Linked DNA regions of Homo sapiens: region 1 is linked to region 2. A link is a loop called in an ENCODE intact Hi-C map of the cell type or tissue named here. Cell type or tissue: Caco-2. All regions are shown on one strand. Each heading gives the region's core, and the rest is flanking DNA. Links, peaks and the distances in the headings are about the cores only.

Region 1 (16,121 bases), core at 3,499-11,498, 73 kb before region 2:
GGACTTCCAGAAAAGGTTTTTAAAGAGAATTTATTCAGCTGGCAGGTAAATTTCCTCTTCCTGGTATTTCCTCTTACTTTCTGCGTGGAACACATCCATAATGGCAGGAGCTTCAGCAGCTATCTTGGAATGTGGGGCAACATCAAGAATGGAAGCCACATGATAAGGATGGTGGGGCCGAAAAATAGAGCTACACATTGATGGTGTCACTACCACACACGCTCTTTTCTGCTTCATTCCAGACTGCCTTTACATTTTAAAAAATCCCGATTTGTTTCAGCCACTATTATTTGAGTTTTTGGTTATGTGAAGACTGTTAGACCTAATGCTAACTGACACCACCAGAGCAGATGCAGATTAGCAAGGCAGATATGGGTTTAAATCTATGTCTAAAACCATCATCTTTCTGACTGCCCTTTCTGGGATTCACTAGTGGTATAGGGTCAAGGGAACTGGATTGAGAGTTCTTTGCTCATCTCTGCTACTAACTGTGTGACTGTTTTTTCTTGGCCTCAGCCCCTTCATCTGTAAAACGGGGATGAGAGATGAAAGTGACCAGCACAGTGCTGGGGTGCAAAACTCATTCCGCTGGTGCTGGGGGCAGGGGTGTCTCAGGATGATGGTGTGGGGATGTGATGCAGTGGCCAGTGCTAATGCAGCAAGGAGGGGCCCCGTGGGGTGAAGCTTGGGTGCTGGCAGCAGTGCAGCTTCTAGTCCTTGCTTGCTTTAAAAAAATTCTTTTTGAGATAGGGTCTCACTGTGTCACCCAGGCTGGAGTGCAATGGTGTAATCACAGCTCACTGCAGCCTCGAGCTCCTGGGCTCAGGTGATCCTCCCACCTCAGCTTCCCCGGTAGCTGGTAGCTGGGACTACAGACACATGCCCAGCTAGTTTTTTGCATTTTTTGTAGAGATGGGGTTTCGTCATGTTGCCCAGGCTGGTCTCGAACTCCTGGGTTCAAGAGATTCACCCACCTCGGCCTCCCAAAATGCTGAGATTACAGGCATGAGCCACTGCACCCCACCTTCTAGTGCTTTCTTTAGGGGTGTCCCCCCTTGGTGTGCTGAGGGCAGCAGAGCACCTTCCTCTGTTGTGACCAGAAGGTTTGGACTAAGTGACCCTTTTAGCATGAATGGCCTTTGGTTTTGTTGGGAGGGAGCTGGGGGCAGCACAAGCAGCTTTCCACTGGGCTCAAGAAACCTGCCTTGGCGTCTTCCTCCACCTAGGCATGATGCTGAGGCCGGGGAGGCAGCCCAGGCAGCATCTTGCCTCCCCGCACAGCTTTGCTGCTGAAATCTAAGTGACTCTACCCCGCTACTTGCTCTGAGCCAGCCGAATGTCCGGTCAAAAAAAGAGCATTTGTGCTGTCCTGTTGACTGGGGCCTATAGTAAGATTGAAACCACAGCAGAACTGTGCACACCTCTGCTGTCCAAATCAGAGATGCTTTTTGCTTCTAATATCACTCAACTACTCTCCAAACCTGAAGCTGTCACTCTTTGTCCTTCCCCTCCTCCCCACTCCAATCAGTTACGTTCGGCACCTGCAGGGTTTCCGCTCATGCATAGCTAGCTGATTCCTGGAGGGCAAAAACCATGTCTTTACAGTGAACTAAAAATATCAAGAGACGCACTTACCTCCCCGCACAGAGGGGGGTCACTAGGGAGACCTGAACTAGGATGGCTCAATTGGAGCCTCTCACTGTTTGGCCCAGTGGGTCTCCGTTTTTCTGCCCAGCTGCTGGACAGCCTGAAACATGCCTGCCTTTCCTTACTGTGGCCGGTTCCTGGATTTTAAAATTGGGTATGATTGAAATAAGGTCGTCTGGGTGTGCATGTTACACGCAAGTTAAATTTCCCTGTTCGAGTTTTGTCCTACAAAAGGCAGTCAGCCCTGTGTGTTCTTTCTGGTCTTCTTATTTTAAAAAAATAATTGTAACTAAATTTTTGATGGAAAAGGAACATGTGCCAATAGAGGGGAAAGGCAGCCAGGACAAAAGGGTCTACAGTGACCGGTGGCTGTTCTCCGTGTCCCAGCCCCAAGGACCCTTCCTCAGCACCAACTCCTGGAGTCTAACAATGAGCGTGTTATTTCAGGTACTTTTCTAGGAAGAAAGAGGGGATTTGTCCTGCCTGCTTTGGGGCTGTCATCACCAAGTCAGTGAGATGGAATTGAGGAAAACCCAAGGTGGCTCAGCTGCCACAGGGGCTCCTGCCATGATTGCGTGGATGCTGACGAGCGGGCTGGGGGCATGGGGGAGTGGGGCTCGCCCAGGTGACAGCTCATATTCTAATGGTGGCTTGGAAAATGTCCCCACCACCCCAGCGACAACGCAGCACACAGTCTGAACAAAGCCAGCCTCTTGCCAGATGGCATTTTTGCTATTTTAACCCCAGGGCCTTGCAGAGCCGGTACGCTGGGGCTTCAGTGAGGCGGCCAAGGCCTTCCAGGAGGCTCAGGTGTTGAGCCATAAAGCCCCAGATGTGCTTCATGCATGACGGCCTCGGTCGCACAGTGGCAGGCCTGCCACACTGCGGGGACTGGCCACAGGGTTGCTGCGTGAGACCAAAGCCTTTACTCTGATGCCGTCCCTGGTCAGGACTGTCTGAGATAAGAAGTTCAATCCATGTGTGAAGTGTTTTTTTACCTGTGTAGCTGAAGACTGGCTTGTCCTCTTCTGGGTGGGGGCTCTGAATGGACCCCAGGACCATGGACCCCAGGGACCCCCCTGCCACACTGGACAAGGTGTCAGTGACCACTCCAGGTTGGTGATTGGTGATTAAGGAACAGACAGCATTTTCCTCCCTCCCTCTACCATTTCTCTTTCTCGTTTTTGTTTTGTTTTGTTTTGTTGATTAAAGGTAGAACAGCAATGGTATCTCCACATAGGAAACACCAAGCCTTTGTGACCACATGAGCCGCAGCGTCTTCATCATGGATGAGGAGGGGAACCAGTTCTGGAATTCTGGCTCAGGGTAGATGCATCTTAACGGAAGAAGAATTAGTCAATTCTGTTTCCGTGGTTTACTCTTCCTGTCTCCTGCAGATGAATTCATTAGTTTAATTAATGAGAGCCCTTTGCCTTCCTCTGCAGTGTTGCCCATGGAAATAGTGGATGATCATGGCTCCCTATTATGAAATGTGGAGAGCATTATTTGATTAGGAGCAGAACCCTTTTCCCCCCCAGAAAATAGCCTCTAGGTAAGGGACTGGACGCTCACACACGATGAAGTGTCTGGTGTTCTTCTCTCTCATTAGGTAGCATGCCCTTCTCTTCCTGCCTTTGCAACAGCTCTAGGTAGGACCCACACTGTACAAGTGCCTCATTCGTGACTTCTGCTTCCCTTGCAGGAAGGCATAAATGTTGGCTGACTGTCAAATGCTTGTGGGAGGTCCCCACGGAGTGGAGAAGCGGGAGACTCAGCTTAATCACAGACAAAGTTGTGCATGAGAGGTGAGAGGGAGGAGCTGGAAGCCGGGGCTTGGAGGCAGTCCATGATCTTTCCGTCTGTGATCCTCAGTGTCAGAAAACTATGTAATCACTCAAGACAGGCAAATGGGATAACTGGATGGATGCTGAGGAAGTGTGAACTCAAGAAGGTAGAGGGAAAGCCACGACACGTCAGCGTAGCAGGGAGGTTAAGGGCATTGCCTTAGAGTCAGGCAGACCTGGGTTTGGAAGCCCCTCCGCCACTTACCATCTGTGTGACTTTGCCCACGTTGTTGTTTGGGGACCTGAGTTTCCTCATCGGTGACCAAGGTGTCGTAAGGGTTAAAGAAAATGGTGCATGAAGATGGCCTAACAGAGTGCCTGGGGTACGGTAAGTGTTTACTGTGTGGGAGCTGTTAGTGGTGCTGTTGGTAGGGATCAAGTGACCAGGTAGCCAGAGTTAGAAATCAGGGCCGCCACCTGCCAGGTGTCAGAAGAGACAGCTATTTGTTCATACTTTTTTTTTCTTTGTATGCTTCTCATTGAGTTCCAAGGTTGCCTACATGAGACCTCTCTTGGACTCCTTTCAGGAAAGCTTAGTTGCTCAGTGCCCGAGGGCCCTTGTTAAACCCTGATTGTCCCTGAGGTGGTCACCACAACATGGCCACATCAATAGCATCCCTCACAGGACTCCCAGGTCACACGCACCAGAAGGGTCTGCTTGGGAAGCCTGAGCAGAGTGATGTAGCAGGGGACAGGAGGTGAGGCTGGCGGAAGTGAGCAAGGGCCACACTGTCACTACGGATGCCACACTGCAGAGTGGGGCTTGATGGGTAAGACAGTGGAGGCAGGTACCAAGAGGGAGGGTGGGGTGAGCCCATCTGAGTTGGGAGACATGACTCTCATGGCAGGACTGGATGCTGAGGCCACAGGCAGAAAGATCATGGCTGCCGTCATCCAGGTGGGAGAACCTTTTTCAAAAATTAGTATATCTGTATTTTATTTTATTATTTATTTATGTTTCAATAGCTTTTGGGGTACAAGTGGCTTTTTATTATTTTTTGGAGACAGAGTTTTGCTCTTGTTGCCCAGGCTGGAGTGCAGTGGCACGATCTCAGCTCACTGTAACCTCTCCCTCCCGGGTTCAAGTGATTCTCCTGCCTCAGCCTCCCAAGTAGCTGGGATTACAGGCACCCACCACCACACACAGCTAATTTTTTCTATTTTTAGTAGAGATGGGGTTTCACCATGTTGGCGAAGCTGGTCTCGAACTCCTGACCTCAGGTGAGCCACCTGCCTCGGCCTCCCAAAGTGTTGGGATTACAGGTGTGAGCCACTGTGTCCGGCCTCACAAGTGACTTTTTGTTACATGGATAAAATATATAGTAGTTTATTCTGAGATGTTAGTGCTCCCATCACCTGAGTAGTGTACATTGTACCTAATGTGTAATTTTTCATTCCTACCCTCCTCCCACCCTCCCCCTTCTGAGTCCCCAAAGTCCATTATCTCATTTTTAGGCCTTTGTGTCCTCATAGCTTAGCTCCCACTTATGAGTGAGAACATACGATACTTGGTTTTCCACTCCTGTGTTGCTTCACTTAGAATAATGGCCTCTAGCTCCATCCAAGTTGCAGGACACTCTACGATACCCTGCTGCTTTTTAGAAAACCTGGGCCAGGGGCTTGGGACAGATCTGAGCTACAGCCATAGACAGGGAGTCATCTGAAGCCACACCCGTGGAGGAGATCACTTAGGACCTGTGGAGAGTGAGCCAGGGAGCGTTTGCCGAGTCAAACAAGTCAAACGTGTCCTTTGGCTTAACAGGTTAAGTAGCTACATCCGCAGAGCACCCTCAAACCTGCGATGCTGTAGGGGACAAAGCATTGTGTCGTAGACATCACCCATCAAGACCCAAGAGCACTCCAGGGTGTTTTGCCCAAGGGCAGGGAGAGGCAGAAGGATGTCAGATAACCTGATTGATGGCGGCTTCGGGATGAGGCCCCATGAAGGCACTTGGGAGGGTAGGTCCCAGGGCCACCCAGCTCTCCAGGAGGGCAGTGCATGGCAGGGAGGGACTGCAGGGACAGATGGCAGATTTGTGGTGACCTGAAGGAGAGGAATCTAAACTGTTAGAGACAGGCCTCAGCCGGACTTGCTTTAAAGTTAACTCTTTCTTAATAACTAAGTTGAATGTTTTAAAAATGCCAGTATTCCCAAATCATGGACAAGTTGATGCTCCAAAGAATATTAGGAACATCTAATTCACTGTCTCTGTTTTCCATATGAGGAAATTGAGGCCCAGATAAACAGATGCGATAGACACACCAGGCTGCCCCTTCCTGCAGAGAGAGAATGTGTAGCCACAACCTTTGTTTCCTTGGGAAAGGGCTCCCTCCGTAGCAGGATTATGGCCAGTTTCCTTCCCTCTTGCCAGGCAGTCTGCTAGGAGTTTTATCAAAGCTGTTTCTTTCTTGTCCTTTCACTGCCCTAAAACTTGCAATCAAGTTCTCAGATTAATTTATCAAAAGTCAGAGAGCGGCCGGGCGCAGTGGCTCACGCCTGTAATCCTAGCACATTGGGAGACCGAGGCGGGCAGATCACGAGGTCAGGAGTTCAAGACCTGCCTGACCAACATGGTGAAACCCTCTCTCTACTAAAATACAAAAGTTAGCCAGGCGTGGTGGTGGGCACCTGTAATCTCAGCTGCTCAAGAGGCTGAGGCAGGAGAATCGCTTGAACCCAGGAGGCAGAGGTTGCAGTGAGCTGAGATCATTCCACGGCACTCCAGCCTAGGAGACAGAGCAAGACTGTGTCTCAAAAAAAAAAAAAAAAAGCTCTGCAAGGACAGAAAGAAAGAGAAACTGATGGATTTTTGAAATATGAAAACCTTTTTGTAAAGTACTTGCCCCTTCTGTCATAGCCACTGCTGCTCCAGGGGCCCCCTGGCTGCACAGGTGAGAGCTCTGGGCACAGATACTCTGATGCAAATACTGCAGGACCTGAACATCCAGGAGGGCTTCACTGCTGCTTCCCAGCAAAGATATGAGCAGTACATGGGGGCACTCAGAGATCTCAGGCAAAGGAGAGGTGGCTCCCTTTGGGGATTCTTCTCCCAGCCTTTGAGACTCAGAAGTGGGATTCCTGGACCAGCAGCATCAGCAGGCCCTGAGAGCTTATTAGAAATGCAGACTCCCAGGCCCTGTTCAGACCTGCTGGCTCAGTACTTGCATGTTAACGAGACCCCCAGGTGATTCCTAGGCAAGGTGGTTTGAGCAGCACGGCACGAGGTTGCCCTTTACCAGAACAGCCTTTCTACGCTGCTGGACGAAGGATATGCTACCCAGCAACGTCCCCCACCTAAAATGCAGCCCCTCTGCTTCCGCTGAAAGCCTTCAAAGACAAGTAGTAACCAGAAGGTTATGCAATGCAGTTCTTTGCTTTATACATCAAATACTCAGGCTTCTCAAGAACGGAGATAGAGGCCAGGCACGGTGGCTCACACCTGTAATCTCAGCATTTTGGGAGGCCGAGGAGGGTGGATCGCCTGAGGCCAGGAGTTTGAGACCAGCCTGGCCAACATGGTGAAACCCTGTTTCTACTAAAAATAAAATGCAAAAAAAAAAAAAAAAAAAATAGCCAGGTGTGGTGGTGCACACCTCTAGTCACAGCTACCCGGGAGGCTGAGGCAGTAGAATCACTTGAACCAGGGAGGCGGAGGTTGCAGTGAGCCAAGATCTCCAGCCTTCCCAGATCGTTAAAAGGACAGTTGACATTTTAGATATTCTTATAAAAATGTTGAGGAAGGCCGGACGCAGTGGCTCACGCCTGTGATCCCAGCACTTTGGGAGGCTGAGGTGGGCGGATAATGAGGTCAAGACCAAGACCATCCTGACAAACATGGTGAAACCCCATCTCTACTAAAAATACAAAAATTAGCCAGGCATGGTGGCGCGTGCCTGTAATACCAGCTACTTGGGAGGCTGAGGCAGGAGAATCTCTTGAACCCAGGAGGCGGAGGTTGCAGTGAGCCAGGATTGCGCCACTGCACTCCAGCCTGGCGACGGAGCAAGACTCAGTCTCAAAAAAAAAAAAAAGTTGAGGAAAAAAATCCTAGTACACAAAAGTCTTCTAGAAAGTTAATGTATGTGCTACAATACTTCCTTCCCCCAATAATACCAGAGGAGACATGCGGTTGTCCCGTATGTCCACTCACTCTCACTATGTATTTTGCAGATGAGCTGACCTCTCCCATTCCTGCAACCTCCCTTTCCCAGTCAAAGCATTTTTGGTGGTTTCTGCTGCTGGTTGATAACAAAACACACAAGAGTCAAGAATTTTTTTTTTTTTTTTTTTACTTTTTTTTGGTTTGTTTTTAAAGAAACTGCATACATCATCAGAGACAAACAATAATTTAAATACCATGCAGTTTCTGTATGTACAAAACCTAGGCCACAGAGATCCAGTTTAATTTGTATTCTCTATTTACATCGTTTTCCTCATACAGCCATCATCTGTTAAATTAGAACCTGGGAGATTAGGGGATTGACGGTCACCACACTCACTCCTATACAAAGACAAACTATGTACAGACACCCAGGAAGCAACTGGAAAATGCAACCGGTCTGGGGATTAACAGACAGATAGGGAGAAAAAGTCATTTAAGGTGACCTTTGCCCACCGGCTGTGCACAGGGAGAGCCTGAAATTCCATTCATCAAAGCAACACACCACGATTTTCATTCGGCAAATAAAAATACATGTTCATAAGCGGGAGAAAAATAAACCCAGAGCTTTTCATCACATGTACCGTCACATTGTTTGGTTTCTCTAATCTGACATAAAGGCTAAAGTTTTAAAAGTTTTACAGTGCTTTGAGGGCCTTTAGAGATGAATATATCAGCCATTTAAAAAAAGCTAGTTGGCTGATGGCGGTCTCTTCTGTCACTGATTGATTGGGGGCGGGGGCAGGGTTGGGCAATGTCTAATCTTTAGAAGGAAGCATTTGATTTGAGACATTTCACATTTTTCCTCTCACGCTAATCCAAATGAAAAAAATGCTCAACTGGGAATTTACACACATAAAATAAACTTTGACTTGCCAGCTACAGCTTTTTCAAAAAAGAGATGCATTTTAAGTCATCTAGCTCACCTTTTTATTTTTTCCCTTAATTAATGTCAAATTGTCATCTTGGAAAGTAACACAAATTGCTGCAGTTGTCATGACATTGTAGTGAAAAAAAAAAAAAAAGAAAATTGAATAGGTCTCTAGAAAGACCTTAAGGTTTTAAGAAAGGAAAGAGACAGCAGAAGGCCCATCCTGCAGGCCACAGAGGTTGCTGAGCCTGTGTAAGAGCCACTTAAAACGGGCTTGAAATAGCCCATCCTGAAGGCGCAGGACCTGTCAATGGCAGGGGAGGTGCACCCCTCAGTCTGAGCAAGTGACTGCTGGAAAGGAGGCCCTGCAGGAAGAGCAGTGGAAATTGTGTTCAATATCTTCCATGCACAAAGTGGACTGCAACATGAGGGCACTTTGGGCGGAAACCCTGGGCTGTCTGCTGGCTGGCTGCAGGGAGATCCGCTTGGGCCTTATATCCCCAGGGAATCTGAAGGGCCAAGAACTAAGGCCAGCAGAGAAGCCATGGGCCTATCATGGGAGGAGTCCGGTCAATGGAATGAATTTCCTTAGGACTCGCTCCTGGCCAGGGAGGACCATCATGCCAGGGCACCGCGTGTGCCAGGAGCCCAGCTGCAGTTAGAGGAAGTTCAGACTCAAAGCCTGGCCGGCAGGCAAGTCCACCTGGAACACGTGTCCGCCCGCCCGCCGTAGAGAAGTTCAACGAAAGAGCCCTACATCTTTCGTCATACCATTTGCACATTCAAACGTCAGTAAGCCTTTCGGGAAGACTGTGTTTACAGCCACACTAAAATCCCGATCACATTTTCCCTGAACAATACCTCTCCCCACGGCAGGAACTATTCAGATTCAAGAGTTAAAAAAAAAAAAAAAAAATAGGATCTAGTGATGGCATCCTCCTTGGGTCGGGCAGAGGCGTGCTGGCTCCAGGTGGCAAGGCAAAGCTGCAGCTGGAGGCACCGCCCAAAGAGCTGCCCTGAACTCTCCCCAGCAGTTGTTTGGCTCCTGGGTTAGTGCCTAGATGGGAGCCGTTCATGCCTGCAAAAAAATGCAATGGCCTCGTTGACGGGTGTGCATCCTAAGAGTAACCTGCTCCCACAGGGTTTGTGGTGGGGAGACGACTGGTTAACTTTTTGGAAAGGCCAAGCTGGCGTCTTTCTAAATGGCATGTGTGGTGGAGAGTTCCACCACCTAGAAAGACTGGAGTAACGATGGAGTCACTCCAGAAGGTGAGAGAGCTCTGCAACTGAGGGCCTGCGAGCTCTGTTATGAAGGAAATCGAAAGCTGCAATGGGCCTCGTTAGGATGCTGTTAGGGTTTAGGAGGGTCCTGGCCTCATCGCACACCCTATCCTGGGTGTCCCAGTCAGAGACACACCCACAGTCACGCTCCCTGGCATCATGAGGGTAGAGGGAGGAGCTCTCTGGATCAACTGGAGCAGGAAGGGGCACTGTGGACAGGTGTGGCTGGTGTTGGCCTGATTCTGGCACATGCCCAACTCTGGGGCTCCTTCACAGAAACTCTTCAGTGCAAAAAAAAAAAAAAAAAAAAAAAAAAAAAAAAAAAAGAGAAGGCCATGGAGTGGTTCCAAGTCCCTCAGTGGCTGGAAAGCCAGTCCTACAGGAGTGGTTTCTGGCCTGCATGCACTGGTCCTATACACAGAAGCTAAGAACTCCCAAGCCATATAATCAGCTTCAAGGCGCACAGAGAAAATAAATGTCAGCCAAGCAGTTTCTGACCCCACAGGATTCAATAGGGTCCTCCCACTCAGACTTATAAACAGCACAGGAGTACCTTAGCAATGGCTGTGTGTGTGCGTGGGTCACTCATGACACTGGACACTCTGGACACAGTTGGGTTGATTATTTGAACTGAGCATATGACATCTTTCCCCTTCTAAACCAGAGCTTCCTGAAAGGCAGCTCAGCTCAGGCAGAGGGAGCAGGATGGGTGCTCAGTGCCAGCCTTCGTAGCCAAGAGGCAGCCAGACTCCCCCAGAAATGGGCCCTTCCCTTTTGTTCATTGTGTGGGTGGTGGCTGAAAGGAGGGAAAAGCCAGGGGCAACTGAGAAGTGTTCACTCCTTCTTGGCATCAACTTCAAAGGGCCCCCAAACCAAATGTCATGTCTGGAGCCAGTACATTTGGCCAAGTGTAGAAGTCCAACCAGATCATTAGCTTTGCACAGTACCCCCAAAACAAACCCACCCCTTCAGCTTTCTTTGGACTCAGATGACAGACACTTGTGAGGAAGAGGTTTGCTGGAGACTTCATGAAGGTAGTGCCTGCTGGGCCTGGCTGGAGAGGACAAGGACCGTTCCACCTGCCAGACAGTCTTCAGTCAGGGCCCTGCTGGTGCCCTTGGCACTGCCGGGGGTTGGGATGCATTTTGGTGTCAGAAGTGGGACCAGCAGCTCGGACCGCCGAGCCATCACTTTTGCGTTTTCACACATAAAATCCTGATTGTGTTTCCTTGATTTTTCTTCTTTTTAAAAAAAAGGCAGTTCAGAAGATTTACATCGTAATGGGGAAGTGAATAAATACCAGCACTTATGGTTCTTATAAATTTATGTTTTGAAGACAGCATAGCACTCAAGAGGAATTCGACTGTTAAGGTCGGTGAAACCTAAGGAAACAAACAATTACATCAAGACCAAGGGGCTGCCAAAGGTGCAGGATTCAACAGTCCAATCTCCCATCTTCAGGGAGGTTCTTGACCGTGAGAGGGAGGTGCGAGCTTCCCACCGTCATCCCCACAGGAGTACCACTGAACACACACCTGGCTTTGAAAGTTTCATCTGGGGCAGCCCTGGTGGCCTCCACCTCCTGCCATCAGCCTGGATCCAGCAGCAAGGTGCAGAACCCAATCTGTGTCTCTGAGTCTCTAGACTAAATACTTGCTATATCCTATTTCTCTAAATGTTCCCCCCAAAAGAAAGTCAGAATTAAATCAATGGCTCTGTTGCTAACTAGCAATGCAACCTTATATAATCCTCTTAATCACTCCATGCCTCGGTTTTCCCAAATATCATCATGATGCTGGACTGTCAGGGAGAATGTCAGGGAATAACAGAAGTGGTCCACTTTGGAAGTCCCGTGTGGATGTGGTATTTTGTTCAGGTTTGGCCTCTGCTGACTGGTTGCAAATTGGCAACAATCTTTTCTCCTTGACCTAAGTTTTCACAAAAACCCACCTTGGGGTCGTTGGTAGTCTGGTGCTTATCAGACCTTTAGTTTAAATGAGTGAAACTCAGACTTTGCAGAAAGTTGGTTTTAGCCCGGGCCATCTGTGTTCCACTTCCTCGTTTCAGTAACCTAAAGTGGAACCGCATGCCTGCCTTCCTACTATCTTCCCTCTCATGGCACCCTCCAACCCACTCATGTCCCACAAGTGGGAGAGCTTTATTTGGAGATAAATATTGCAACTTGAGGGAAAAAAAGGAAAAAAAAAACCCTTAATACTAACCTTGTTAAGTGTCTACTCAATTCATGAACTTCCATCTCAGTGCTTTTGAATTCATTGAGCTCCTTTCGGATGGCAGCCTGGAATCAACAGAAGCCCATCAATGTGCAATGGGAGAGAGACAGAAAAAAACTCCCCTTTCAGTTCATTCCTAACAACATATTTTTCTTCTTCAACAAAGACAAACAAGTTTAAGATGGATTCTTTCATTGGGAGGAAGAAAAATCACCTGAGATGTCCTTTAAAACAAAGATTCCCCTCCTTCCCTAAATCTAAGTTGCAAATGATGACAGGCTATTGCCCAAAGTGTGTTTTTCTTCCTCTTTTCATAGAGCTGTGGCATTGAGGCATCAGTGGTGGTGTACACCTACCCCACACTCCTGGGGGCCCAAGAACACATTCAATGTCAACCTCTCATCTTCCATAAATAAACAAAGCTCAGCACAGGCACAGTGATGCCTCGAGGTGGAGACTTCCAGAAGGCGTGGATCAAATTCTCCAACCAAATTAGGGGGACAGGTGATGGCCAGCTCCCTACCAACAGTTTGTTTTTGCTCTTTTACAACTTCCCTGACTCTTCAGTGATGTATTTCACCATGTGAGATACATTTTGAATAACCTCACATGTTCTGAGATGATCCCGAATCACCCCATCCTTATAATACTGCCACTGAAGACACAGGGCCTGGAATCAGACAGCAAAGAGAGGCCATGAGAGAGCAGGGGAGGAGGAGGGGCTGGTAAAGAAGGCAGCTGGGGCCAGAGACAACCTCACTCCTTCCTCAAGGGTGGAAATTGCAAACGTGTGCCTTCTTGCATAGCTCTGTCTATGGCCGATACTTGCTTTGATGGGAATATCAAGGCCCCAGGAGTTTGAGGAGAGAAAAGTCTTCCTGTAGGATCAGAATGGCCCTCCCCAGGAAAAGAAGGCTGGCTTAGGTTTAAGTGCCTGGGTAGCAGCTTTGGGGGTGGGGGCAGGGGTCACCCCATGCTTCCTGTCTTCTGTCCCCAACAGCCATTGAGAAACTGGATATGTTTTCGGCCTAAGAGCTACTCAGAACTCTATGAGGGTGCAAGTAGAGATGTCTGTGGTTTTCTTGCACACTTGCTAATATCCTTATCCTTGCAAGCATACCGCAGAGAGAGTGTGGACAGGAGAGGACAAGAGTGAAAGCCCCTTCCTCTTCGTATTTAGATGACACACTCCTGGGGAGCTGGGTTTGTCTGTCAGGGGCATGGCAATGCCAGTTCCTGGGTTGCTCCCACAAATTCCCTTGCAGAGAAGATGTGAATGCTGTGTTTACAGAGGAGGGCACAGTCTTCCACACATGGTGTCTGTGGGTTGACCCGCCACAGGCGAGGTCGTCTCTGGAAGTCTATCTGCCTCTTGCTGCTTCCGTCCCAGCCAAGTGCAGCAATGTGCCTGCATACATGTTTCCTGCACCTCCTGGATCCAGGGTTGGTGATAATGTAGCCAGCCTGGGCCATAAATGACTTCCTGCTGTATCATATAAGAAAACCCTGGGTCCCTGAAACGGACAGTGAAGGCAGGACTGTTGAGCAGAAGGCCCCTGACACACTCCATAGTTTCTATCGTTACCTACACATTGGGCAGAATCATTATTCCAGTATATATATATATATATACGTGTATCTATATATATATATATATATATATATATTTTTTTTTTTTTTTTTTTTTTTTTTTGAGATGGAGTTTCACTGTTGTCATCCACGCTGGAATTCAATGGTGTGACCTTGGATCACTGCAACCTCCACCTCCTGGGTTCAAGCAATTCTCCTGCCTCAGCCTCCCGAGCAGCTGGGATTACAGGTGTGTGCCATCACGCCCGGCTAATTTTGTATTTTTAGTAGAGATGGGGTTTCATCATGTTGGTCAGGCTGGTCTTGAACTCCTGACCTCAAGTGATCTACCCGCCTCGGCCTCCCAAAGTGCTGGGATTACAGGCGTGAGCCACTGTGCCTGGCGCACAGACTACATTTTTAAAAAGGCCCTTAACCCTCCAGCTCCTCATGGTGACCAGACTAGAATCAGAGAGGATTACCAAACAGAGGTTCATTCTGATACCTTGTCTGGTGGACAGAGAAAATGATTTCTCATTGGCATCACTGCTTTTCCTAAAAAACAAACTGAACCTCAGATTATTCTTTTTGTTTTCTAAATCGGCGAGGGGCTAGTGCAGTGAGATATGTTTTGCGACGTCTCTTTGATTTATGCCCTATTTCCCTCCTGGGGTTATGCGTCTACTTTGTCTTCTCTTTTGGTTTGGTGAATCCCTCGTTGGATGCCGGCAGCACCATCCCCTATACGGAAGGGCTGTGATGAGCCTGGAGCCTCTTGCCTTCACCTGTCTACACCTATCCAGTGCTATTCTCTTTCTCTGGGCACAGCCTCCCAGGCTGCTGCTCCTCCTCCTGTAAAATGGGCACAGTATTATGTGCCTTGTGTTTTCTCCGATTCAGCAGCCTTTCCGCAGATTATCTGTGGCCCCTGGGGAAAGGTGTTGGGGTCTCAACACTCCATTATGGGGACTGCGGCTGAGGCCTGGCTGCAGGTCTCCCTACACGCTCCCCAGCGGTGAGCCCAGCGAGACCCAGCAGACGGTCCTGCCTCCCACTCTCCAGCACTCCCCTCTGCTTACTTTGTCTGCAGCGGTGAGGCGGGTCCACGGCTTATCTGCCCTGCGGTCATAGTCCTGAGCGTCAGCCACCTCCACGTAGTCACTGAAGCGGATGAGGATCTTTCTTTCCCGAAGCTCTTCCACCGTGGGCCTTTGACTGAGCTGCAGGGAGGGAGAGAGATGGACCCAGTCAGCCAGAAGGGTTGACCATGGCACTTGGTCCTGTCTGTGAACTTGCAGGTGTGGAAAATAAGGTTCAGTGAGGCGATGGATGCATCGCATAGTGAGTGAGGGGCAGGGGCAGGGGGAGGGCCAGGGTGGGGGGACCCAAGTCTCCTGACTCTTGGGAGTGGGACGTTTCTAGGTCCTAAGAGAGAGCTTTGTTATCCCTTACATACCCTCTAGGCCAAGCTCTTTTTTTTTTTAAACTTAAAAAAAATCTTTTATTATGTAAATTTTCAAAACAAGGAAGGAGACTAATGTAATGAATTTGGTGTATTATCACCAGCTTCAACAATAATCAACTCTTGACTACATCCACATGTAGATTGCTTTGAAACAAATCACAGGCATCATATCATTTTATCTGTGTATATTTCAGTATAGAATATATAAAGATTAGGACTTCAAAGCATATTCACAGTACTGTTTTTACACCTATACAAATCGATAGTAAACAGTCTCTATCTTCATAACATTGCTGAGTCCCAGTCATTACTAGAAGCTTGTCTTTCTGTTTGGCTGTGGGCGCCTGTTGTGGATTTCTTCTTATCTGTCCTACTCCCACCAGGTGACAGGGACATTCTACAATGATTCTGTCTTATTTTGGATTTGTGAATCCACATCTGTGTCACATCGAGTGCTTTCTGCAAGGGGGTTTTGCAGTGCATTTTGTGTGGGTTTTAGATGCAAAAAAGCGTATGTGCAAATGGTATGCAAACTCTGGGGTATGCAGGGATGGGAATCTGCTGGCTGAAGAGGTCAGCCCAAACATTGCTGACGGCCCTCTGCAAGAAGTTCAAGGGGAAGGTCAGTCAACAAATGCGGAGTTGAGTAAGTACAGAAAAAGGCCACATTTATGCCAAGGGAGACTCAGGACCAGCCCTTTGGATGGTGCATGATGAAGGACTGCAGGAATGAGGGATGAAGCAAGTAAAAGGAAGATTCGTATGTATTTTGCCATCTCCCGATATTAGCCATGAAGACCCTTCCTCTACTTTAGCAACATAAGGCTGACATTTCTATTATCTCTTCCTGTCACCAGGTTTATTTCTCCTGGAGCAACACAGTTGCTCTCTTTAAGATGCTGTCAAATGATGTTCAATCAATGCTATTTAAAAGCAGTTTTCCCTTTGAGCCCTAGACTCTGTGTAATTCTATTACTAGAAGACACTATCTCATAGAATCTTGCAACTCAGGCCCGTAAAACAAACACAATGGAGTCCAAACCACCCTGG
Region 2 (16,121 bases), core at 3,090-11,089:
TCAGGAAGAGTCCTGAGAAGAAGACAAATGCCCCGATAAATCCACCCCTTTTGTAACTATGGAGAACCACAGGAGAGCAAGAAAAGAAAGGAGAGTATAGAAGTTAGCTGAAAAGGAGGCTGGGAAGGTTAATATGTGGCCTCAGTTTGGGGAGTCCAGACAGATCTGAGTCCACGTTTTGCCACTTACTCTCTTCTTGACATTGGCCAAATTGTAGGGCTGGTGCATGTGAAGTCGCCTGTTGACACGGCCTCAGATGAGACCCTCACTGGTTATTGACAGACATGGCCTTCCAAGTGGTTTCACAGCAGGCTCAGTTTCAGTCCAGTCTCCAGAGCTGTCGGAGCGGCTTTCTAAAACTCGGATCTAAGAGCCTCACCCATGAGAACTTTGAATGCCTCTCAAGTCTACAAAACTACTGCTCTAGGAGTGATGCAAATGAAAATTCAGTTAACGCATCATGAACTGTACTATTTGAGGCAAAGAACCAAATCAACTCAAATGCAGCATCTTATGACACGTGGCCTGTGCCCTGCTGCTGACAGACACCCAGCAGAACATCAGTCACTGTAGCACGAGTTTTTTTTATAACATAGTTATTACCTACATCTGCTCTAAATACAGGCTCTCATTCCGAAAGGAAGGTGAAAACCATTAGCCTGCAAACAGTAGCTTAAACATAATGTCACGTGCCTGCCACACCCTACATAATTTGGCCCAAATTATTAACCCAGACTCATTCCCACTTCTTTACTTCTGTCTCCAAACAACTGACCCCTTGATCACCTGCAACTATGCATTCAATGCTCTTGGCCTGGAATGTGTTCCCAAACCATCTTCACCTCATTCATTCCTATTTCTCTCTCAATACTTGTCTCAGTCAGTGCCTTGCCTGTGTTTATGGGAGAGAGTCCTCAAGGGTGAAAACCATGATCATCTGTTTGCTTACTATCTTCTCTTCACCACCCAAGGCTGTAGGCTCCTTGTCGGGCAGAAGCCACATCTTCTGTTTGTATCTGGTTCCTATTACTATGCTTAGTGCCTAGTATCGTGCCTGACACAAAGTAGATGCTCAGTAATTGTCTATTGCTTTAGCCGAATGAAATAAATATGGGCTGGAATGACTGACATTTAGATATATTTGTAAGCAGTCAGCAAAACATGTTCAAAAGGCATTAACTAAGGGGTTTTTTTTAATTTTCAGGGAGGCATCTAGTGGTGTGCTGCAGGGATGTGGTGCTCTGGACTTGGTTAGCATCTTTATCAATGGCAATGACAAAAAGGGCATCCTCAATGAATAACTGAAAGAGTTGAAGGAGAGAAGGAAAGAAGGGAGAGTGAATAGAGAGAACATTTACTAAATGTGTAATTTTCACACACAGTGTTGCATTTCACCTTTCCAGCAACCGTATGGGACAGGTGCTGTTCTCCCCATTTTATGAAGCAGGAAATTGAAGCTCTGAAAGGGTAATGAATAGGCCCACAAGGACACAGTTGGTAAAGGAAGGGCTTGAAATTTGAACCTACTGTATTACAAATTCTGCATGCAAAAGTTGAACTGTGATACTTATGAGATGTGTCCTTTGATAAAACACACACCTGACTAAATGTACCCAGGCAAGATGGAGGAAATATCATACCTTGTCAACAACGTGTGTAAAAAATGGGCATCATTATTTATAACTATTTTAAGTCCTACTAACTAGGGTAGGTAATAGTATTCTACCCTGCCATGACCAGGCCACTCCTGGGGCACTGAGTTTAATACTCAGGGCGTTCAGGAGACCCATCTATTCACCGATTCACCTTGGCTGCTTTTGCACCAAAATAGAAGAGTGGAGTAGTTGCAATAGAGCTGAAAATATTTACTATCTATCTGGTTCCTTAAAGAAAAAATTTTCTGTGCCCTGATCTGAACCAGTGTTTTCTAAACCTTGATTATACTCCCACCTCCTTAATCTTTTTTGTGTATGGCATCTTTGAAGTCCATTTACACTATTATTTACTTTGTAATTTTTTAAGTCAGTACGGTATTTTTTAAAAATTTAAACACTATTGTAACCTCATCCTAAGCAAATGATATCTTTGTAATAACAGGTTTTGTATGTAAATCATATAGGTTTATAACATGTTAAGATATATTTTTATATTTGTAATACATATATTTTCAATATTGATATATGCATAAGTACATACAATATTCAATAAAATATTAAAACTAATAAAAGGTTGTCCTAAACTCATTTTCTGTACCACCAATGATGCAGATATCACAGTTTGGTTAAATGTTGCTCTAGACCAGGCTTTTTCGACACAGGCATGACTGACATTTTGGGCCAGATAATTCATTGCTTTGAGGGTTGTCCTGTGCATTGTAGTACACTTAGCAGTACCCCTGGCCTCTGCCCACCAGATGCCAGCAGCACTTCCTCCAACTGTGACAGCCAAAACAATCTTCAGACATTGCCAAATGTCCTCTGGGGGACAGGGGGACAAAAATCATCCCAGATTAGGAGCCACTGGCCTAGAGCATCCACAGTGGCTTTGCTGCTTGCTGCATTCTCAGCACTGTACCATGTGAGTCTCTTCAAAAGCCACTTAGGTATTAATTATCAGGAATCTGCAGCATTCGCTGAATGATGAAGAACTGTCCAGATCCTCTCATGTGAGTTCCTGACTTATCAGGTGTGAGGCTGGCATTCTGGGGGCTGCAACAAGATGCTGATGCTCGTGGGGTTCTACTTACTCAGTTACTTGCACTCCTGCCTTCAGTTCCTGAGCTGTTAGTTACCCCATGAATGCAAGAGCTCCAGGCTGACGCTTGAGTGAAACAGGTTTTCTCATTCTTTGCCCAGATCAGTGATTTACTGAATGACACTCAGTGGTCTGAGAGAGTCACATCTTCCAGAGTACCTATCAACAGGAACTGCTGACTCGTGTAATAAAATCTATTCTAGATCACTCACATCAACATTCTTTGGCATTAAGCATTTAGTTGGCTTCAAATTCAAATGGACTTCATTGCACATGGGTTGTGTTCACCCTCCCTCTTCCTAAGGGCTAACTAGCTTCTAAAACCGCAGGTAAACATGAGGAATCTCATCCTAACCTCCGAGATGGAGTCTTTGTTCATTCTTTTTTTTTTTTTGAGATGGAGTCTCACTCTGTCACCCAGGCTGGAGTGCAGTGGCGTGATCTCGGCTCACTGCAACCTCCGCCTCCTGGATTCAAGCAATTCTCTGCCTCAGCCTCCCAGGTGGCTGGGATTACAGGTGCCCACCACCACACCTGGCTAATTATTATATTTTTAGTAGAGGCAGGGTTTCACCATCTTGGCCAGGCTGGTCTTGAATTCCCAACCTTGTGATCCACCTGCCTTGGCCTCCCAAAGTGCTGGGATTAGAGGCGTGAGCCACCGTGCCCGGCCACCTTTGTTCATTCTAACTGGATTATTACAGATGATGATGGAAGTTAACATTTCTAAATGCTCACACTGTCCCACGTGTTGATTCACTTAAGCCTCACAAGGATCCTAAGAGATAGGTACTATTGTGATCTTCCCGTTTTAGATGGGAAAATGCAAAGGCACGTGGCCAAGGTCACACAACCAGAGGGGTGCAGACACTGAATTCAGGCCATCAGACTACAGGACCTGATCTACTGATGTCACTATACCACTGCCTATGTAGAAGTAGTGGTCCCCCAATGGTTGCAAACTTTAATCTTCTTCCAGACCCTCCCCCTCCCCACCCACCCAGTCCACCCTCTATTCTGCTGTCAAACTGGTCTGATCATGTAATTCTCCTAATCAAAAGAGCCAGGAAAGGCCTCATTGTAAACTGGATCAACTCCACCCTCTACAGCATGGATTAAGAGGTGCCTCACGATCTGACCCTCCAACTCCTTTCAATCTCATTTGTTATTATTCCTTACCATCTTCCTAGGGTTCCAGCCATATCAGACCACTTGCCATTGCCCAAGTACCCTGTGGACTTCCCTGCCTCCTCCCTCTGCTCCTGCAGTTGCTCCGCCCCAGAACTCACCCTTCAGATTTTGGCCTAGAGAGAGCATCCTGCCTATCTTTCAGGGATGACTCAAATCTCATTTCATTTGAGCATCCTTTTCTGATTTTTCCAATGGAAATCAGTCCCTTCTCTGCACATCCATAGCCTCTGTTCCCAGCTTTGTTATAGCATCTGCCACATTATGTTATAATTACAGGCTAAGCATTTACCCCCCACGCCAATTAACTGTGAGCCTCTCCAAGACAGAGGCTGATGATCTTCCTGCCTCTACCTCTACATTGCACATGTGTTTGGAACTGATGGATAAGTTGATCAAATATTTGAATTGAAGTCACACACAATCAGAATACACCACATTACATTTTCAATTACTTAATTTGCTAAAATTAGGATCCCTGACCCTTAGATAGAGTCTTGCTGTTGTAGGGAAATTATCTTTGTGAAAGGAGCATTAGGATTTTTGGAAATAGTGCTCTAGAGGTCTTTTTCCTAAGAAGACAACTCAAGGAGCTAAGGCACAGAGATCTATGCAAGCAAGAGCACATTGGTACCGTGTGGCCTTCATTCCAGGACTGTGTCTGCACAGAAGAGGTAACAGAGAGAGCTTATGATATTCCAGTTTCCAATTCTATACTCACAGGCCGTCAGCCCACTTTAATTCAGACTGTCCAAAGTTAGGCTGCTTTGTAAGGTGACGTCATTAAGCTTGATGAGATCTATATGGTTTCCTCTTATACTAACATTCTATAATGAATTTAAACAAAGACCAAAGGCCTTAAATTATTTTCCAAGGGAAAAACAGATGAATTTCTGCTCCCTATCACCTAGGTAGCACCAAATAATGTCATTTTCTTGACAAATGTAATAGGGATGAACATGCAGAAACTGAACAGCATTCCATGATATTCACAAGATGTTGGACAGATAGATGCACCATTTCGGAATATTTCCACACAATGTCTTAAAGATACCAGCGGGTTCCACAGCTCAGGATGAAGGAGCAGGAGCATCTTTCAAAACCACCACATGGCTACCGCAGATGGTCCTTTAGTGCCCTATGAAAGCGTGTTGTAAATGTTCATCATCTCATTTAATCACCACAAAAACTTGCAGAGTTAAGAAGGGTATTGTTATTATCTTGATTGTTTATGAATGGGGACATGAGGTTTCTGAGAACACAGTGATCACTCGGCAGTGATCACAGCAGGATGTGAACTCAGGTCTTCCCACCCAGGGCCTGTGTTCTTTCCATGAACCATGTTGCTTTCTCCTGGAGAATCAGCAAAGCCCATCATTTTTTCTGTAGATGTATATGCTGACTATGAAATGCAATTTATACCGCAAATTTTAAAAACCGTGGACTATAATATTTTTATAACAAAAAGCAAGGATAACAGATGTTCACACAATCCAGCTACTCTCTTGCTATGAATTTTGCTGTGAAGAGTCCCATGATGAGCGCTATTATGGAACACACAGGGAGGGGGTTTGAATTCTAGACTTGGGGATACAAGTTTTGTGTGAGTAGCACATGGCTGGGGGTGAGTAGGTGTGCGGAGAGAATAGGCGACAAGAGGAAGGACAGAATAATTACCAGGCTGGATAATCCAGCCTTGCACAACGGAGCGCTGCTGATAAAAAGGGGTCGTGCAGTGGGTTTTGTATCTGTTGTGGCCACTTTAATAACACGTCTCCTTGAGGATAGAGAGGCATCACCACCACGCTCCTCCCATGACCCTGCATGATGGTTCTTCAGTGCCCCGTCCCTGCCCGACATCACATTACACATTCACAGGCTTATTACCTGTCGCTCCCACTAACGAGTAAGCTCACAAGGATGAGGACTTTGTTTCATCCTCATTTTCCCCTAGAGGATGGAACAGCTTAAATGAACAGAAAATAATGAACAGAAGTATCCCTAAAACAGAAGCCTTGCTATTTACACAAGAAACACTGAAAAGAGACATATTTGGAAAGCTTGAGAGGAAAATGGCAGTCCCGAGTCAATAAAAGGCACACATTTAAAACTGCCTTCCTCTCATCACATCTACAGGATGCCTTAGGGAGGTGAAAAGCTGTACTCTATTCCCTTGGTCTTGTTCCCACCAAGAATGACCTTTACCAAGCCTTCTTTTTGGAAAACTCGACTCTTCTCTTTAACTCTGTTAAACTAAGTAGGAGATGCATAGGTTGAGAGCCCGGGTAGATAACCATTTCTGCCTCCTTTCCCTTTTTCTACCTTTTCTCTTCTCTTCTCTTCTCTTCTCTTCTCTTCTCTTCTCTTCTCTTCTCTTCTCTTCTCTTTCCTCCTCCTCCTCCTCCTCTTTTTCTCCTCCTCCTCCTCCTTCTTCTTCTTCTCCTCCTCCTTCTTCTTCTTCTTCTTTTTAAATAGCTCATTGCAACCTTGGACCTTTGGGCTCAAGCAATCCTCCCACCTCAGCCTCCTGAGTAGCTTGTACTAACAGGTGTCACCATACCTGGCTAATTTTTTGATTTTTTTTGTAGAGATGGGGTCTCGCTATGTTGGCCAGACTGGTCTCAAACTCCTGGGCTCCCAAAGTTGTTAGGATTACAGGAGTGAGCCACCGTGCCTGGCCTTTTCCCACCATTTCAATGGCCGAATATTTTTAAGGGATCTCTAGACTTCAAAAATGAAGACACTGACTTATCTTTCATGTTCATTACTGGATAAGGGTAAGGCCCAGACTTTACTTTCAGTCTTTCATACAGGAATGAATGCCAAGACATCTACAGTGAGTCTGGGTCATTATAAGAGGCACTCCCTTTTCAAGGGGGCTTTGTAATCATCACTTTATCTCCATTCCACGGTACAGGCTGATGAGTAGGAAATCACTGTGACCCATCCATGGGAGGGGAATTACTGGCCGGCAAACACCTTTGAAACTCTTGTAGGGAATCAAGGGCAGGTCATAAAATTGAAAATCACTGTCTCTTTTAAATCCTTAATCTTTCTCTAAAATAGGTGGGATCCATTTCACCATCATTTCTAAAGAAAAACATGTAATAAAGGGAATATTGCTTTCTGATATCTGATTTTAAATGCATCCACTGTTAAAAAAAAGAAAGACATTAATCTCCTCAAAGGACAGAGAAAATTTATTATCTACAAATATGACACTGAAAGCCAAATTAAACTTCAACAGGAACAGCTTTTGTAATTTAGTCTGCACAAGTTATGAAGAGAGTTTTCAGAGGGGAGAGAGAATAATCAGCCACTTTCCTCTTGGAGACCAAAAATGTGTGAGAAATTATGCTGCAAATTGCAGTGCCTGAGGCTGAAAAATAGCAGAAATAACCAATGTAGCCTAAGAAAATAGTTAATCAGCTTCTTTTTAAGAAAGCAGGCATACATTGTGTGGTTTATCATGGCCTAGGATTAGCCTTCTAAGATAAGACATGTAACATTAAAGCTTTTGTTTTTTGTTGAACTTTAGTCAGCAGGAAACTATGCTGTTCTATATATAGACGAGGGTACTGAGCCTTCCTGAATAGAAAATGTATTTTGAGTTTTTTTTTTCAGCAGTGGTAATGGATTTAAATTAATTTGTTCACAGCCTCTGTCCTTTCAGGGACCAATGACCCACATTTCTGAAATATTATCTGGGATTGGGATGTGATGAACAAAACCATAAGACACACAGAGTCTGACCAAGAGCCCATCCCTCCCAGCACTCTCTATTTCTGATGGAGAAACCAGTGGTGGCTTTTCTACTTGACTTTGTCCCTAGACGCTGGTGAGTGTTCTAGCATGCTTGGCTGAGCATGGGTACTAAAAAGGCAGGACAGAGAGTCAGCAGAATGGTGCGAGTCCCAGCTGGGCCATTGCTAACCTTGTCTCTTGGTGTTTGGCTCTTCATCAGTTAAATGGAGAAACCTAGGTGCCCACCTCCCAGGCAGCTGCGAAATTAGAAGACAATGCTGGTGCAGTGTGCTTCCTGGACAACAATGCTGAGAGTTGCCGTTTTAACTAGGAGTACATGTCAACACCAACAATTTATCATAAATTAGTCATTATAGATATTACCCACTAATTTATTAAAATATTTCCTTTAGTGTTTTAATATTTTTGATCTGCAAAACTTTCTGGACGATGGTTTCCAAGAAGATCAAAGAGTCAATATTTGTGCATTGGAAAAGGGCAGTATTTCTATTGAAGCAAAAAAAATCAAAAGCAGATTCCCTTTCTTTTGAAAATACACTTCCTTTTTTTAATCCTCTTAAGTCTTAAAAAGGTGTTAATGGTTTGTACAGTTTCATTTTAACTTCCTTAAAGTTAAGCAACTTAGGAAATTGCTTAGACAATTTCCTTGCCAACCTTATAGGGAAAGATGGGTCTTGCTCATAATGACATTACTTTGCACTAAAACCACATCATGTACCTTGGAATAGCAGTTAAATCTGAAAAACAACATGTACGTGTAGGCAATTAAAGATGATAAATATAGGCTTTAAAATCAAAGAACTGACCTAAAGTAAGAGATTGACAGTGCTGGCTTCCAAGGGGCAAGGACAAATGTCTAGCTGGAATTGTGTGAGATTTTGAAGAGATGATCATCACCATAAGAAGAGAATCTTTCCCTGGAAACATATTTCATTTAACAATGTAGGCCATTTGTTATGTCATGAAGAAACACGGAACTACAAAGCAACACCACTTCACAAGCAAACAACACCTAGGTGTTCAGAGTTTCATTCTTGCTGAGGCACTGATTCATATCTGTGTATTGTCAGGGAACACCCTAATTAGCAGGTGAAACATTACAGACATAAGCCAATACAATAATTATTTAGACTGTTAAGGCTAAAAGAAACCCTAGGGATCATCTAGTTTAGGAGGAAGAATTATTCTTTAGAATTTCCTGTGACCCTTGAGGCAACATGAAGAAAAGTAATTGTAACCATGAAATGTATTTACCCAAGGATTATAAATTGTATTGTGCTCTTTGAAAGGCCTAAAAATAATCATGGGATAATAGAATTCTAGAGCTTGGAGGGATTTGAGGGTCTACTGATTTCAATTTCTTCTGTCCAATGTAAAAATGATTCCTTTTTCAATATTCTTGACAAATTCATCTCTAGCTAATATGTAAATGTAAAAAGGGGACATTATAAGAAATAATAAACTATTCGTATAAACTTATCAGTTATAATTTTAAAGGAAAGATTGCTTTGTTACTCTGTGCCTATCACAATGCTTGGCATGCAGTGATCAATGGGTGTTGCTAAGAGTTCAAGACGACTCTGGAACTTTCCTGCATCTAGTTGATCATCCAGATTGGACTGGCTTATCCATGTTAACACAGATGTACATTGACTATGCCAGCAGAGGTAAAGCCATTCTACTTCTCCAAAATTTCACATTACAGTTAACCTACTTCAATATATCTAATCTGCAGTTAGAGTTGGATATGTCCTTAGCAGCTGATCCGACCTGTATGGTTTTTCTTTACATAAGTACATGAGTAAACCATTTGGGACTCCTATTAGCCTGATTTTTCTTAAAAAATATTCAGTGTCCTCTCTGTTGGCTCTTGGGTTCTTCCTTATATCTGATTACAATGTTACGTCATCAATCTCATTCTCTATGCTATGTCTTCTAAAAACCTGGAAAACAAATGCCAACTCCCTTTTCTTATCAAAAACCTCATTCTCTATCTGGAGACAGTATATCACCCCTTCCTCTAATCTGCCTAAATGTTCTCTCATTCCCATTCTCCTCTCCATCTGGTTATTCCTCTCTTTTAGCTTTTAGTTTAAATGCAGTTCTTCAGAGAAGACAACTCCGAATTTCATAGACCAGTTGACATTCCTGTTGCACATTCTTCTCCCTCCCTGCACTCTCATGGGTACTGATCTGTCCAGTCTATACTCCCAGCAGGTTCTAACCTGCACTGAGGGTTATCTTCTGTATTTTGTTCACTGTTACATCCCCAGTGCCAAGCACGGAGCCTGGTCTAGAAAATGTACTCAGCAAAGAATTGGTGGATCTTCCATTTGCTAAGCAAACACAGGTACCATCCTTTCTTTTTGCAGGGCCTGTTTTCATTCAAGGTTTACAAGTCAGTAATTGCCTGAAATTTTTTCCTGGCAAATGTCAGTGCTTTCTTCATTTAGCTGCTCAGGGACTTTGGGACAGGAAGAGGTAGATAAAGAATGAATTTATTAGAAACGTATTTATTTTTTCATTTTTAAGGCCCATAGGTGGCAATTTCCATCAGAACTAAATGTATGGTACTTAAAATTTTCCTAAACTAAAACTCACTGGGTGTAAAGAAGGCATCATTAAAAATATCTATTGATATTTTGCATCAGTTGATAGCATGCATGAATGATACTAGTAACAAAAACTCATTCATATTTAGCCTTTTTAGATCAAACTCAGAGATTTCAATTATTCTTCCCATGTGAACTCACCTGGTCTACCAACACACTCCTTCCTCTAATCCGTCTAGAATGTACCCGCATTGCCTTTCTCCTCCTTACATGATTGCTCCTATTTTTCAGGTCTCAGCGTAAAATTCTGGAAGTTAACTTTCAGGTTTAGTCTAAGGACACTGGATAGAGCTGAACTATCAAATACGATTCCCTACACCTTAGCGATCTTAGCATCCCTACCTTAGCTAAGGATGATGACCCCTCTCCCATTTTATCATTCATGAAGGATTTGCTCCAAGAGAATTAATAAGAAGGGACGATGTACTTCAATGATGGCTAAAGTTCATAATCAAAATTATAGTATCTGGAGCTCTAGTTTGATATTATCAGGCATGACAAGTAAAGATCTAGATTTAATTTTAAGGGAGGAACTTTGTACGTTGTTTCTAACATCAAACACAACACAACAGGAATGGCCCAACAGGGGAAGCAGGAGTGGATCCTCAGCAAAAGCCTGTTTCTTTTCTTGCTTTTTTTTTTTTCAGGGGAAAGCGCAAGCACAGTCCCCCACTACCACAAATTATGCAGTCGAGTTTCCCACATTTGGGAAAATCGCAGGGGTCAGCATATCCGGAGTGCGATGGATAAGCCTCGCCCTGGGAAAACCACCTTCGTGATCATGGTATCTCCACTGCCAGGTAAGTATGCAAAAGCCTGTTTCTATAATTGAGACAGTTTGTAACAAAACATTGATCATAAAAGTAAGATATTTTTCTATTTCAAAGATTAGAGTAACTTTTAATGAAACCCACTCCATAAATAGTTTCAGAATACTTCCTACATGACAGGTACTATGGCAGATTGTGGCCCATTTGTGCTGCTATAATAAAATACCCAAGACTGGGTAATTTAAGAAGAACAGAAATGTATTTCCTCACAGTTGTCGGGGCTGGAAAGTCCAAGATCAAGGCGCTGGCAGGTTTGGCTGTCTGGTGAGGGCTGCAGCCTCTGGCTGGGAGAAACGCGGCACGCTCACATGGTGGAAGGCCAAGAGGGCTTTATGCTGCTGTGTGAAGTCCAGTTCACAAGGGTCTTAATGTCGTTCATGAGGGAGGAGCCCTCATGGCCTAATCACCTTTTCAAAGCCCCACTTGTTAATACTAAGACATTGGCCATTAAGTTTCAACTCCTGAATTTTGGAGGAGAGACACTCAAACCATAGCAAATGGGGAGACAAGGATGGTTCCCATCCACATTAAAGAGAGAATATACAGAGAAACACATAACCTGTTGCAAGTATGCAAAAGGGGTGTGTGCAGGAGGGCAGAGCTCTGTATGGGAATCTGAGAAGGGATCACAGAGGACCTGGTATTTTAATGTCTTGAAGAACAAGAATTTTTCTTTGTGAAAGAAGCTGCTCTGGGTGGTAGAGGACAGGATGTAAGAGAGTGCATTCCAAACAGAGGGAACAGTTCAAATTGTTAGAATAAAGAAAATATAAAAGGTTAAAGACCACTAATACTGCTTAATATTTATATAACATATGCCTTGTGAGAACTCAATCCATCAATAGGAAGCAGATTAATAAGTGAAAGAATATCACTGCAGCTATGAGAGGCTCTCCATTCATTCAGTTATTCTTTCACTCACTCACTCACTCACTCACTCACTCAAACCTATAAGCCAGGCCCTGTTGTAGGCACTCTGGATACAGCCATGAACAAAACAGTTCCTGCCCTTGTGGACTGTATGTTCTATTAGGTGAGAAGAGCAACAAACCGAATGAAAGGCAAATGACACAAAACGTTAGATGGTGAAAAATGCTTTGATAGGAATAAAAGGAGCTGGGGAACAGGCTGTGTTGCGAGGAGGGTTGCAATATTGAACGGGAAGGGCCTCATTGAGGATGTGACATTTGAGTAGAGACCCGAGGCAGGTGAGTGTAGGAGCCCTGAGGATATTTGAGGGAAGGGCAGTCCGTCCAGGGGAACAGCCAGTGCCAAGGCCCCGTCAGGAGGTGTCCGGCACGTCCGAGAATGTCCGAGAATGTGCGAGAATGGTGGGAAGGCCGCTGTGTGAGGGAGGAGGGAGCAACAGAGAGGGGAGCTGATGAAGCGAGGGAGACCACAGGGGCAGTCCGTTAATACTCAGGTTTCAACCCTGAATTTTGGAGAAGAGACGCTCAAACCATAGCAGATGAGGAGACAAGGATGGTTCCTGTCCACATTAAAGACAGAATATAGAGAGAAACACATAACCTGATGCAAGTATGCAAAAGGGGTGTGTGCAGGAGGGCAGAGATCTGTACCAGAATCTGAGAAGGGGTCACAGAGGACCTGGTATTTTAATAATGTCTTGAAGAGTAAGTAGATTTTTCTTTGCAAAAGAACTTGGAGTGGGTGTGGGCTTCTGGGCCATGGGGAGGATTTTGCTTTTTACTCTTAGTGAGTTGGACAGCGACAGAAGCATTTTGGGCACAGACATTGTTAAGAGCTGAGCAGTGTCCCCAGATAAATTCATATGTTGAAGTCCTAAGTCCCAGTGCCTCAGAATGTGACTGTATTTGGAAGTAGGGTCTTTAAAGAGGTGAGGGAGTTACAATGATGTCAGTGGTGTGGGCCCTAATCCACTATCACTGGTGTCCTTATAAGCAGAGATGAGGAACAACCACACACAGAGGGAAGACCACGTGAGGACACAGAGAGAAGACACCACCTACAAGCCAAGAAGAGAGTCCCCAGGAGAAACCAACCCTGTTGGCACCTTGATCTCGGACTTCTAGCGTCCAGAACTGAAAGACAATAAATTTCTGTCATCTAAGTCACGCATTGTGTGTGTGTGTGTGTTTTTAAATGGCAGTCCTTGCAGACAAAGACAGTCACGATCTGACTTTCCTCAAACCCTGTCTCTTTTGCTGTTGTAGTGGGGATGGGCTGCAGAGCAGGTGTGGACACAGAAGAACAGGTGGGAGAAACTGCAGTAAGCCAGGCAAGGCCGACTGAGGCTCAGGCAGGAGAAGAAGGAGCATGTAGAAGTGTTGGTCTTATCCCTGTGTATGTACAGTGTGGACCAGACAGGATTTGCGGACAGTCAGATGTGGGGAACCAGAGAAAGGAAGGGGTCAAGGGTGACTCCAGGTCTTTGGCATGAGCGACTGAAAGTGTGAAGTTGCCTTTAATTGAGAAGGGAAAGACTTCTTTAAAGTGCATTCCATTAAGAATCTTCCTAAAATTCCTTCAGGGTCCACATGGATCCACATTCCACCTTCATTTTACTAATAGGAGACTGGAACACAGAGATCAGCCGAATTAAGATCAGAAAGAAACGGCGTCCTGATTAGGACTTTACATCTGACTTCTAGGATTGATGCCAACTAGATCACGGAGCTTACTGCAGATATTAAAAATAAAAACACTGCATCATCTTTGAAATGATAACAAAGGCATAAAAATGATATAATGGACTTTGGGGACTCAGGGGGAGGGGTGGGAGGCTGGTGAGGGATAAAAGACTACACACTGGGTACAGTGTACACTGCTCGGGTGATGGGTGCACCCAAACCTCAGAAATCACCACTAAAGAACTTATCCATGTAACCAAAAACCACCTGTTTCCCAAAAACGATTGAAATAAAAATAAAAATAAACAAATAAAAAGTTGTTCCACAACAGGGTCACTAAATAATCATGAATTCAACTCTTTAATGACTTTAAGAAAAGCTTGTTTCTTAAGAACAAGAGTAAAGGCTAGCAAAGATTTAAGTACAAAAATGGGGAAAAAATGCAGTGTTATTTATTAGAATGGAAAGTTGAGGGGAAATCTCAATGCAAAAAAAAAAAAAAAAAAAAAAGAAATGATAAACCATCATCTTCCAAAAGATGTGGCTCACCAGGGTGAGGGGAATGAAGATAATCTAATTTGAGGAAACTTACCCAAACAAACAGACTTACCCAAACCATTCTAGGGTCACTGAAGACAAATTTTCCATGCTGGCTAATGTTCAATACCATTTGCTTACTGTGTGACATGCAATAACCCCACTGATTTGGATTCATTAAATAATCTGATCCTTACAAATGACCCTAATGAGGCTGCTGGCATTATGATTATTTTTATTTTACAGATAAGGCATGAAAATCAAAAAGAGGTTGAGCCATACGCTTTGGGTCACACAGCTAATACGTGGTGTGTCTAAGACTCAAACTCCGGCAGTTAATTCTGGAACCCACACACTTTGTCCTGAAGTAGGGGTGTGTGATGCCACCAGCTCGGACCCCACTGCCTAGGGCAACCCTGTGATTTTGAATAAATATGACCCTTTAAATTTGCTTCAAGTGGATTCTAGCTCCTTCCCCCAAATCTTGTGAGCCAAAGCTGTAAATAACCACGCCATTGTTTAGTGCCATCAAGCAGGCTTAGGCAAGGTAGTGTCTAAGAACTTCTCTGCAGGTGTGTGCCATGGCTTACACCTGTAATGCCAGAAATTTGGGAGGCTGAGGCAGGATGATCACTTTAGACTATGAGTTCGATGCCAGTTTGGGCAACATGGCAAAACCCCATCTCTACAAAAACTATAATAAAAAAAAATTAACTGGGCATGGTGGCGTGCACCCGTGATCCCAGCTACTCAGGAGGCTGAGGTGGGAGAATTGCTTGAGCCTGGAAGGTCGAGACCGCAGAGAGACATGATCATGCCACTGCACTACAGCCTGGGTGCCAGAGTGAGATGCTGTCTCAAAAATAAAAAATATAAATAAAAAGTAACTTCTCCATATAAATCAGAGCAGATTTGGTATAATCTCAGGGGAACACGAACAAGATGGTATAAGATCTAGAGAAGTCCTTAAATGAAGGGAATGGTAGCTATCTTCAAAGATTTAAAAGCCTTTTACAGGAAAGGAAGATTAGAAATAAGATCGGGAAGGGGCAGATACAAATTTCAGTAAGTAAAACTTTTAATAGAGAGGGAACTTTCTAACAGTCAGACCTTCTTGACAATGAAGCAGGCTATGTTGGGACCTGGGGAACGTCCTGTTGGAGCAGAGACCAGAGGATAAATGGTCAGGAACACTGCTGTGAGCAGGGGCTTGGTGGCCTGGATGGTCTTCAAGGCCCCTTTCATTGATAAGATGACTTGTGCAAATGTATGGTCCAGTGTCAGGCATTGATGCTGTTTAATTCACCATTCAACTTTGTATATTACCTATAACTTTTTCATCAGGATCAGACTGTCCATCTGGACCGATGGCCTATGGTGTGACATTCTTTGAGATTTCAGGGGGCAGCAATGGCCCAAACAGGGGGTCGGTCCAAGGAACTTTAAAGGCAGGATGCCTGAGTGTTTGGTAATGCCTCTCCCTTCTTGCAGAGTTTTTTGGGGTCACTGGAAATTGCCAGGAGGATAGAGAAATGATTCTTTCTTTCTGTATAAAACTTGGTTAGAACAAGAATGAAATCATGTTGACAGGCAACAGGGAGAATTTTTAGGCAGTAAAAATCAGGGGGAAATCACCCAAGACAGCTGGTGATTCCCTCCCTACACTGAAAAGTGTGGCCTGTGACCTTGGCCTATTTTGAGATTCTTCCTGGAGATGACTGGAGACACACAGAAAAATCTCTCCAATCTTTGTTTGGGAAGAGGGCCTCTGGGATGGTCTTTGTTTGGGAAGAGGGCCTCTCTTTCTCTGGGGTGGCAATCTT

What was found. A loop is a pair of places that touch in the nucleus more often than their neighbours do. Peaks named below come from ENCODE experiments on the same cell type or tissue, not always from the same donor. Only the 100,000 strongest peaks of a DNase experiment are listed, where the experiment ranks them.
Region 1: a loop joins it to region 2, with 2.8 times the contacts of the local background. A loop is called at or near these places in 3 of 110 quality-filtered maps.

What each region holds. Positions count from the first base shown.
Region 1 is chr6:13,282,127-13,298,247 of GRCh38, reverse strand. PHACTR1 (phosphatase and actin regulator 1) reads right to left here. Exons shown (of 15, transcript NM_030948.6): 13 at 14,686-14,826; 14 at 12,026-12,102; 15 at 10,411-11,185. The coding sequence ends at 11,170. The region is part of intron 8 of TBC1D7-LOC100130357 (TBC1D7-LOC100130357 readthrough); the gene reads left to right. LOC100130357 (a long non-coding RNA gene) reads left to right here and starts at 2,662. Exons shown (of 5, transcript NR_160971.1): 1 at 2,662-2,762; 2 at 2,860-2,973; 3 at 3,350-3,452. In Caco-2, for the core only: no CTCF peak of the experiment used is centred there; DNase peaks (open chromatin) are centred at 5,327, 8,067 and 8,387; H3K4me3 peaks cover 248 bases.
Region 2 is chr6:13,209,062-13,225,182 of GRCh38, reverse strand. The region is part of intron 8 of PHACTR1 (phosphatase and actin regulator 1); the gene reads right to left. It overlaps LOC105374933 (a long non-coding RNA gene), which reads left to right. Exons shown (of 4, transcript XR_007059456.1): 4 at 1,205-2,222. It also overlaps the pseudogene RNU1-11P. Among named protein-coding and RNA genes, the nearest start is that of TBC1D7, 110 kb to the left of the region's middle. RefSeq lists a silencer at 7,400-7,600. In Caco-2, for the core only: no CTCF peak of the experiment used is centred there; no DNase peak of the experiment used is centred there.